2 separate regions of the Homo sapiens genome follow, and region 2 is linked to region 1. Evidence: read pairs that join two places in POLR2A ChIA-PET (ENCODE). Cell type or tissue: Panc1. All regions are shown on one strand. Each heading gives the region's core, and the rest is flanking DNA. Links, peaks and the distances in the headings are about the cores only.

Region 1 (4,402 bases), core at 314-4,313:
TGTTTCTAGACGTTTTAATAATCACCACTCTGAATTGTGTTAGATGGTATCTCATTGTGGTTTTGATTTGCATTCCTCTAATGATCAGTGATATTAAGCTTTTTTTTAAAAAGTTTGTTGGCTGCATGAATGTCTCCTTTTGAGAAGTGTCTGTTCATGTCCTTTGCCCACTTTTTAATGGGGCTGTTTCTTTTTTTCCTGTAAATTTGTTTAAGTTCCTGGTAGATTCTGGATATTAGACCTTTATCAGATGGATAGAGTGCAAAAATTTTTTCCCATTCTACAGGTTGCCTGTTCACTCTGATGATACTTTCTTTTGCTGTGCAAAAGCTCTTTAGTTTAACTAGATCCCATTTGTCAATTTTTGCTTTTGTTGCAATTACTTTTGGTGATTTCATCATGGGATCTTTGCCTGTGCCTATGTCCTGAATGGTATTGCCTAGATTTTCTTCTATGGTTGTTATGGCTTTTGGTTTTATATTTAAGTCTTTGATACATCTTGAGTTAATTTTTTGTATAAGGTATAAGGAAGGGGTCCACTTTCAATTTTCTGCATATGAAACACAACTAGACTTTCTTTTAGGGCTAGTATAGATACTATAGATAATAGTAATTCCAGCACCATTTATTAAATAGGGAATCCTTTCCCCATTGCTTGTTTTTATCAGGTCTGTGGAAGATCAGATGGTTGTAGATGTGTAGTCTTATTTCTGAGTTCTGTATTCTGTTCCACTGGTCTATGTGTCTGTTTTTGTACTGGTGCCATGCTGTTTTGGTTACTATAGCCTTATAGTATAGTTTGAAGTCTGAAGTCTGGTAACAGATGCTTCCAGCTTTGTCCTTTTTGCTTAGGTCTGTCTTGGCTACATGACCTCTTTTTTGGTTCCATACAAATTTTTAAATAGTTTCTTCTAATTCTGTGAAGAATATCAATGGTTGTTTAATGGGAATAGCATTGAATCTATAAATTACTTTAGGCAGTATGGCCATTTTCACGATATTGATTCTTCCTATCCATATGCATGGAATGTTCTTCCATTTGTTTGTGTCCTCTGATTTCCTTGAGCAGTGGTTTGTAGTTCTCCTTGAAGAGGTCCTTTACTTCCCTTGTTAGCTGTATTCCTAGGTATTTTATTCTCTTTGTAGCAATTGTGAATGGGAGTTCATTCATGATTTGGCTCTCTGCTTGTCTGTTGTTGGTGTGTAGAAATGCTTGTGATTTTTGCACACTGATTTTTGTATCTTAAGACTTTGCTGAAGTTGCTTATCAGCTTAAGAAGCTTTTGGGCTGAGACAATGGGGTTTTCTAGATATAGGATCATGTCATCTGCAAACAGAGATAGTTGGATTTCCTCTCTTCCTATTTGACTATGCTTTCTTTCTTTCTCTTGCTTGATTGTCCTGGCCAGAACTTCCAATACTATGTTGAATAGGAGTGGTGAGAGATAGCATCCTTGTCTTGTGCCAGATTTCAAGGGGAATGCTTCCAACTTTTGTCCAATTCCAAAGTCTACAATCTTTATTCTTCATTCTATATCACAGTTTTTTTCTTTTTCTTTTTTTTAGATATGTAGTCTCACTATGTTGCCCAGGCTGCAATGCAGTAGCTATTTACAGATGTAATCATGGTATACTACAGCCTCAAACTCTAGGCTTAAGGGATCCTCCCACCTCAGCCTCCTGACTAGCTGAAATTCACAGTTTTTAAGTGTCAATTAAGACATTTTAAAATGCAAAATGAATCCATTCTGGTCGGATTTGAAGAGAATAATTGGTGATAATATTTTGAATGTTTCTGAAAGTTCTATTACTAATAATAATTATAAGAGGATGGGCACAGTGGCTCACACCTGTAATCCCAGCTCTTTGGGAGGCCGAGGCAGGCAGATCACATGAGGTCAGGAGTTCAGGACTAGCCTGGCCAACATGGTGAAACCCCATCTCTACTTAAAATACAAAAAGTAGCCAGGCATGGTGGCATGCACCTGTAATCCCTGCTACTCGGGAGGCTGAGGCAGGAGGACTGCTTGAAACAGAAGGCAGAGGTTGCAGTGAGCCAAGATTGAGCCACTGCACTCCAGCCTGAGTGACAGAGTGAGACTCCATCTCAAAAAAAAAAAAAAAACGAATTATAATAAACATAAAAACATATTGTCCAGTTAACTCAATATTCTTGCCCAAATGGCACATGCCATCAATGGATATCGTATGGTAGGCAGCAGATGCTTTCCATGACACCAACTTCCAAAAATTAGGTTCAAATCCCTAATACATTCTTGTTTTTCCTTAATACCCTACTATGTGCCTGTCTCCCACTGTTTTTTGTTTATCATCAAACTGCTATCTATACTAGCCCTAAAAGAAAGTCTAGTTGTGTCAGTGTGGAAAAGGCCAACTATCTCCAGTTGCTGGAATCTCAGGCACATTATCACTGACTTCTTGTGGGAAAAGACAAACACTGCCTTCAAGTTCGGAAAAGGAAAATTAAAAACAGTAAGCACTCATACCTGGATTAGTAATGAATGACAGCAACACAGCCTGGAACTATTAGTTTCATCTGGGCTACAGGAATTTTTGGCTGCAGCTGTGCTATTTGCTGAGAATTTTGAAAATTAAACACTGATCCACTAAAAGTAGAATGTGCCTATGTAATTCACAGTAACATGTAGTCCCTTGCAGCTAAAGGTTTATATATCTAATAAAGGACTACATGTCAAAATAAAGTTCTCAATTTTTCCATTTGAACTCGATAAAAAATAAATGATAGTGATGGAGCTCAAAATATTCACACCCTGGAGCTGCCAAGCCAAATAATTTAATATCTTTTTAAACAGAAGAATCTTTTCCCCCAGGACATATTTTTCAAAATATTAAATGTTCTGTTAGTTTAGCTCTCCTCTTGCAAGCAGCTGCATTTTTTTTTTTTTTTGAAACTGGAGAATGATGGTCTTGTCTCTCTTATAATTGGAGAAAAATTCCAGTCGCATTAGATAGGAAGCATTCAAATCACACACCTCTATAGCTTATAAATTATAGTACTCTTAAAATTATATGAAATTTGAATTAGTCAAAATATCTTCAAAATTTTGGGAGAAAAAATGTTTTAAAATAAAGAGAAGGGAACCACTTCACACTGCAAAATTAAGCTAGTCAATTCCCAAATTTCATTTCATTAGGTACGTAAGGCATTTAGCAACCAAATAAGATTAACTGTGAAAATCAGAACACGCTGGTATAATGAAGAATTGGTCCTTGACTTAAGAAGTATGGTGGCATAGCTGTATCTGCTAGTATATAATAACGATTTCCATGTGCTAACCCTGCAAAGGTTAAGGCTCATTATTGGCTAAAATACACTGCTTTCTAACTAGTTCAGTTTGTTGATTACTTCCATATATATTCTTCCTAATGAAGATAATACAAATTTCCATTTAGGTAAAAGATTTAGGAAGATAATTTTCAGGGCTTTCAAAAATTGTTTAAATCTTTCTTTTCTAACAGATCTTAACTAGTTCCCAACGCCTGGAACTCAAGTGTTATTTGTCCCTGCTTTCCTTTCTACAAAAAGGTTTGTGTGAGAGGGGCAGAGGGAATGGCAGAAGAAAAGAATAAGAGAGCACAGGTGAAAGGTCTTGATGTGGCTCCTCATCATACATGATGGAACCCTCAAGAGTTGGTACACAAACAGTAACTCAGGAAGATTCTATGACAAAGAAGCAAAAGCTAATTTATTATATTCAAAGTTCTTTGTTTTCCTTTGTGTCTAGTAGAAGTTCCTTAGTTAAAGGATGTGGGGATAAGACCCCTGCCCTTCTTGGCAACCCTATTCCCACTAGTAGTACTGAGGTTCCTCTGAGGAGCCCCAGAGCTCTCTGGACAAGTTTGAAAATGATTCAGAATGAGCTATCCCACTTTTCCAGGCCACACAAATAACTGTTAGGTCTCTAAAGAAGCCATCCTCCTATTCCCCAAAATCTTGTTCATCCCAAGCAGTTAGGTATACCCATTTATCTCCTTAACATTTGGGTTTCAAAGCACCGTATTCTGGGTAGGCGTAATATTTGCCATTTATGATTAAAAAAAAAAAAGCAAAACACTGAAAATTTAGGCTCAACTATAGGATTCCCAATTAACAAACTGAAAGGAGAACACTGCAACTCACCAGTTCACCATCTTTAACATAAAAGGATCAGTGTCCAAACGGTATTCCTTAGTGCCCAGAATTCAGAACTATCTCCAAAACAGTGACTCAAGCATCCTAATGATATGGTTTGGCTATGTGTCCCCACCCAAATCTCACCTTGAATTGTAATAATCTCCATGTTTCAAGGGTGGGACCAGGTGGAAGTAATTGGATCATGGGGGCAGTTTCCCCCATGATGTTCTCGTGATAAAGAGTGAG
Region 2 (4,402 bases), core at 127-4,126, 59 kb before region 1:
CCCACTTTAGTCCCCTTGGATCAACTACCAAATAGGCCATTGCTTGAACCAACATTGTAGAGCAATGAAGCTCAGTTCCCATATCTTGACAAGCTCTGAGAAAACCTCCCAAGTTTTTTGTACATCTCACAGGTGCCAGTGCACATTTACAGTCCACGTTTGCAATCTCAAAAGCCAAAGTTAAAGTTAGCCTTCCTGTAGCCATAAAAGAAGACCGTACAAGGCAATTTTCATCCTCCCTCTTCTGTTCACCACCCTTGATAGGTGCTGTGGGTGGTGCAAAAAATTCTCTCGAATTTTGAAATAATGACAAAAGGACAATATGAACCAAATTCCAAACAGAAAAGAGAAAAGAAATAGCCAAATTCTTCCCCATGTTACCCTGATTCAAAAACTTCCCATTCTCTTTACCTCTTTAGGGCACTGACCTTATATTGCTGCTGGCAGACTTGTAAAGGGGTTTCTTGTTCGTCTGGTCAGTCTCACTTTCTCTGTTCCAGCATACCTTCCTCATTCAAGTCCCTATAGGACCCTATCTGTCCCTGTCTGTCCCTCCCTGTCCCTGCAAGTCTCTGCTAGTCTCTATCTGTCCCTGTTCGCCCCTGTTTGGGTGCCACTTGCCGCAGTTTGCCACAGTTACTACGGTTACCACAGGACTGAATGAAGGGGGGACAAATGCAGAAATGAAAACTTAAAAGAAACTGTTTTAAAGAAGAAGTCCGGGGAAGAAGAAGAGAGCTCCTTGCTTCTAGTGAGCAAAGGCAGCAGCCCTCAGCTTCTACAGCCCTTCATATTTACTGGGTAGAAGGAGCAGAGAGAAGCAGATAACGATTGGTCAGCTGCTTGATTGATCACAGGTTCACATTATTGCTAACAGGCTTCAAATGTGCCTAATCACAAGAAACACTGCGCTTGGGGCGTGAATTCCCTCAGCATTCCTTCTGGGCGGCAGATGCAGTTTGTCAGTTTGCCAACATTCTGCATTTATGAGAACAGTTTGCTGTTTACTCTTATAACCTCCAATGGTATACTGAGTTGATCACAACCCTCACTCTTTCAGCCTGAAACAATAAAATTCTGCAAGATGGTTGTGAAAAGATAAGAAATAAGGTAATGACAAATGGGCAGGAGTAAGGATATTTATTTATATCAGAATTTAAGAGTATAAGAAATATGCTAGAATATTTTACTTAGGTCTCTTAAAAAACTCTTGAAAATATACCAACACAGACGTGTTGTTAGGCTCAAAACTTAGGCCTGGCTGAAAGAATATATTTATAAATGACATACATTAGAAACTACAATTAAGTCATAGAAGGCAAAAGGGTATCCTAACATATTTAAGGACAGCATGTCACTAAGCTCAGCAAATGCCATTTCAAAAACACTGAAACAAAACTCATTACAATTGATTGGCATGCTCCACAGTCAGGCTCTTCAAGACCAAGGTATCTTTCGCATATTTATTGCAAACTCCAATGCTGAAAGCCTAGGCAAGTCCTAGCTGACCATTACCATCCCAAATGGTAGACTTTACTGGGCTGTTAGCCAGAATGAACCTCCTGGGTGTGGATCAGCAAATGCTCCAGTTCGTATTGTGAAGTGTAAACACAAGAAGAGAGCTGTCCCAATGCTCATATCAAGCGACCATATATTTGCCATAAAGTATGCTACTATGTTGGGGCACACCCAAAAGACTCAGAATGCTGTAACTGGGGCTAGATAAAACCTGTAGCAGTCATCAGAGGCACCTTTAACCTTAAATATTTTAGAGAAGAAAAATCCACAGGTTAACCTGTTCCAGGTACTCAAGCCAGGATCATTACACTTTTGACAAAAATGAAGAGGGTAAATATTTAAAGTGAATTCTCATATTTCTATTTCTATACAACAACTCACTACCTAATCTTATAATGAAAATTGCCATGACAAATAGGTTATAAGTATTGGTTCAGGCACTGAATTTGCAAAGAAACAGCAAAGGAGATGGGCATTCTAATACTTTGGTTACAAAGCAACAATAACAACAAAAAGTAAGCGTACACAATTATTGATAGCAGGAAAGTATTTTATTTACTAAGCAGGTCATGGTATCAGAGTTCTGAGTTATGTTAGCAACAAGATAACCTGTGCCTTAAAAAGAAACAGAAGAGACATTTATCACCATGCTGTTAGTAATATTCAGTATTAGACCTTGGCAAAGATCTGTCACCGACCATGCCTAATACTAACAAGAGAATGAAAGATGAAAGAAAAGGTTGAGGAGCTGGAAAAATGAAAACTAGTAAGTTATTTGTTGCATTCCTAAATTAAGGCATCTGCCCTGGTTAATCACCCAACACTATTTGCTTTCCTGATATCTAGGTCAATGACCAAGAATTCTAATGACCTAAGTATGGACTCTACTTAATATCTTCAAGTCACATTGTCTTACTCATACAGTCTACACAGCCCTCAATCACACTGAAGGAATGTTATACACTCCTCCTTCCCATCCCTATGGGATATTAGGCAATGCAGCATTCATTCCTTCCTTTGCCAAGTGTAATGCCTTGGTAATACACATCTACACCCTGCTGGCTTTGCAGGGAGTTAGTCAAATCCAGCATCAAGCGTCAAGCTCAGATCCCCTATATAGGAACAAATGGAATTGTCATAAATCTCTAAAATAATCCCTAATCTTGCATAAAGCTAAAATGTACCATTTATTTAGATCAAAGAAGCATAACTTTTGGAAACAATTGCTTTTCCCAATCTCTGACTGTATTTGCAATGATGGTTCCTGTTGATACTGATACACTGACAACAGCGACTCAGACAGTGTCCAGGACAACCACAGCTGAACTCAGATTTTAGAAAGCCAGGAGCATATGAAAAATGCTCAGTCATTGTTATTATGATCTTTTTTTCCCTTTCCTTCCTTCCTTTTTAATGAATGAATGAATGACAGAGTCTTGCTCTGACAACCAAGCTGGACTGCAGTGGTACAATCATGGCTCACTGCAGCCTCAAACTCCTGGGCTCAACCAATCCTCCTGCCTCAGCTTCCTGAATACCTGGTACTACAGGGGCAGGCTACCGTCCCCGGCTAATTATTTTAATTTTAATTTTTAGTAGAGATGAGGTCATGCTGTGTTGCCCAGGCTGGTCTCGAACTTCTTGGGCTCAAGAGATCCTCCTGCCTTGGCCTCTCAGATTGCTGGGATTATAGGTGTGAGCCACCACACCTGGCCTATGATCTTAACTTATTTACACCTTTTGACATTGCCAAAAACTAAGTTTTACAAGATCTCTCACCATATCTCTGGGGATGGGAGGAGGAAGGGAAGGATAATGGTCTCATATTCATAATAGTATTTGCAGTGCCTATTCTCACAGTGATAAATGACTATAACCTTTTCAAGAGGATGAGTGAAAGAAAGAGGGAGGCAAGAAGAATGAAAAAGGAGGTAAGGTCCTGGTAACACATCATCTTGTTTCTAAAGACAAAGCCCCTTGAACTGTTCCAAAGAAAACTTATAATCCAAATTAATAACAATGTACAGACATCACCAGGTCACACAAAAAAATTTTTTCTGAACCCAACTTCAAAGCATAAAATGAATATCCCTTTGGTGTAATATATTTTGGAAGGCAATTAAATTTGTATATAGTAATACACATTTATTTCTGGATTTAAGTACTATATTTGAAAAGTCCAACTGAGTATTTGCATAAGTCTCCCTAAAGGAGTTTTTATTTTGACAAAGTTTCTTTTAAAAACTTAAATCCTGGTCCCTTTGATCCAGACTAACTTCAAATAGAGAGGCAAGGAATTTCAAACAACCCAAAGATTTTAATGATTTCCTTCAGATCACCTAGCATTAGAGAAAACCTATGTAAGCTTGGGTTAAAAAAAAAAAAAAAACAACCAAAAAAACACATATAACAGTATGAGTTATATAAGCAGATCCTACCCATTTTTTTTTTTATTTAGAATGTATTTGAAAAAGATGAGCTATTCCCACACTTAAGTACAAATTTGGAATTAAAACAAGTTACCCCCACTTGGATTTAGAGTGTATCAAACAAGGAGTTTGAATCTCAAATTTTATAAAAGCTATTGCAAAGATAAATACTATTTAGAGGTTCCTATTTTATTCACTCCTTTTTTTTTTCTTTTTTTTGTAGAGATGTAGTCTTGCTATGTTACTGAGGCTTATCTCAAACTCCTAGTCTCAAGAGATCCTCCCATCTTGGCCTCCCAAAGTACTGGTATTACAAGCGTGGGACACCATGCCCAGCCTTATCTACTCCTTTACTGAATGTTTAGTGCTAGTACCTTGCAACTTTTTTTAAAGACAAAAAGTTAAGGAGTAATAGCAGAGAGTAAAAAGAAAAAGGAAGCCCATCACAGATAATA

Evidence for each region. Peaks named below come from ENCODE experiments on the same cell type or tissue, not always from the same donor. Only the 100,000 strongest peaks of a DNase experiment are listed, where the experiment ranks them.
Region 2: POLR2A ChIA-PET joins it to region 1 with 5 read pairs; 3 of 35 experiments call an interaction of 5 or more read pairs at or near these places.

Annotation. Positions count from the first base shown.
Region 1 is chr1:222,854,430-222,858,831 of GRCh38, reverse strand. All of the region lies in intron 1 of DISP1 (dispatched RND transporter family member 1), which reads right to left. Among named protein-coding and RNA genes, the nearest start is that of DISP1, 42 kb to the right of the region's middle. In Panc1, for the core only: no CTCF peak of the experiment used is centred there; no DNase peak of the experiment used is centred there.
Region 2 is chr1:222,913,508-222,917,909 of GRCh38, reverse strand. All of the region lies in intron 1 of DISP1 (dispatched RND transporter family member 1), which reads right to left. Among named protein-coding and RNA genes, the nearest start is that of DISP1, 100 kb to the right of the region's middle. In Panc1, for the core only: no CTCF peak of the experiment used is centred there; a DNase peak (open chromatin) is centred at 2,503.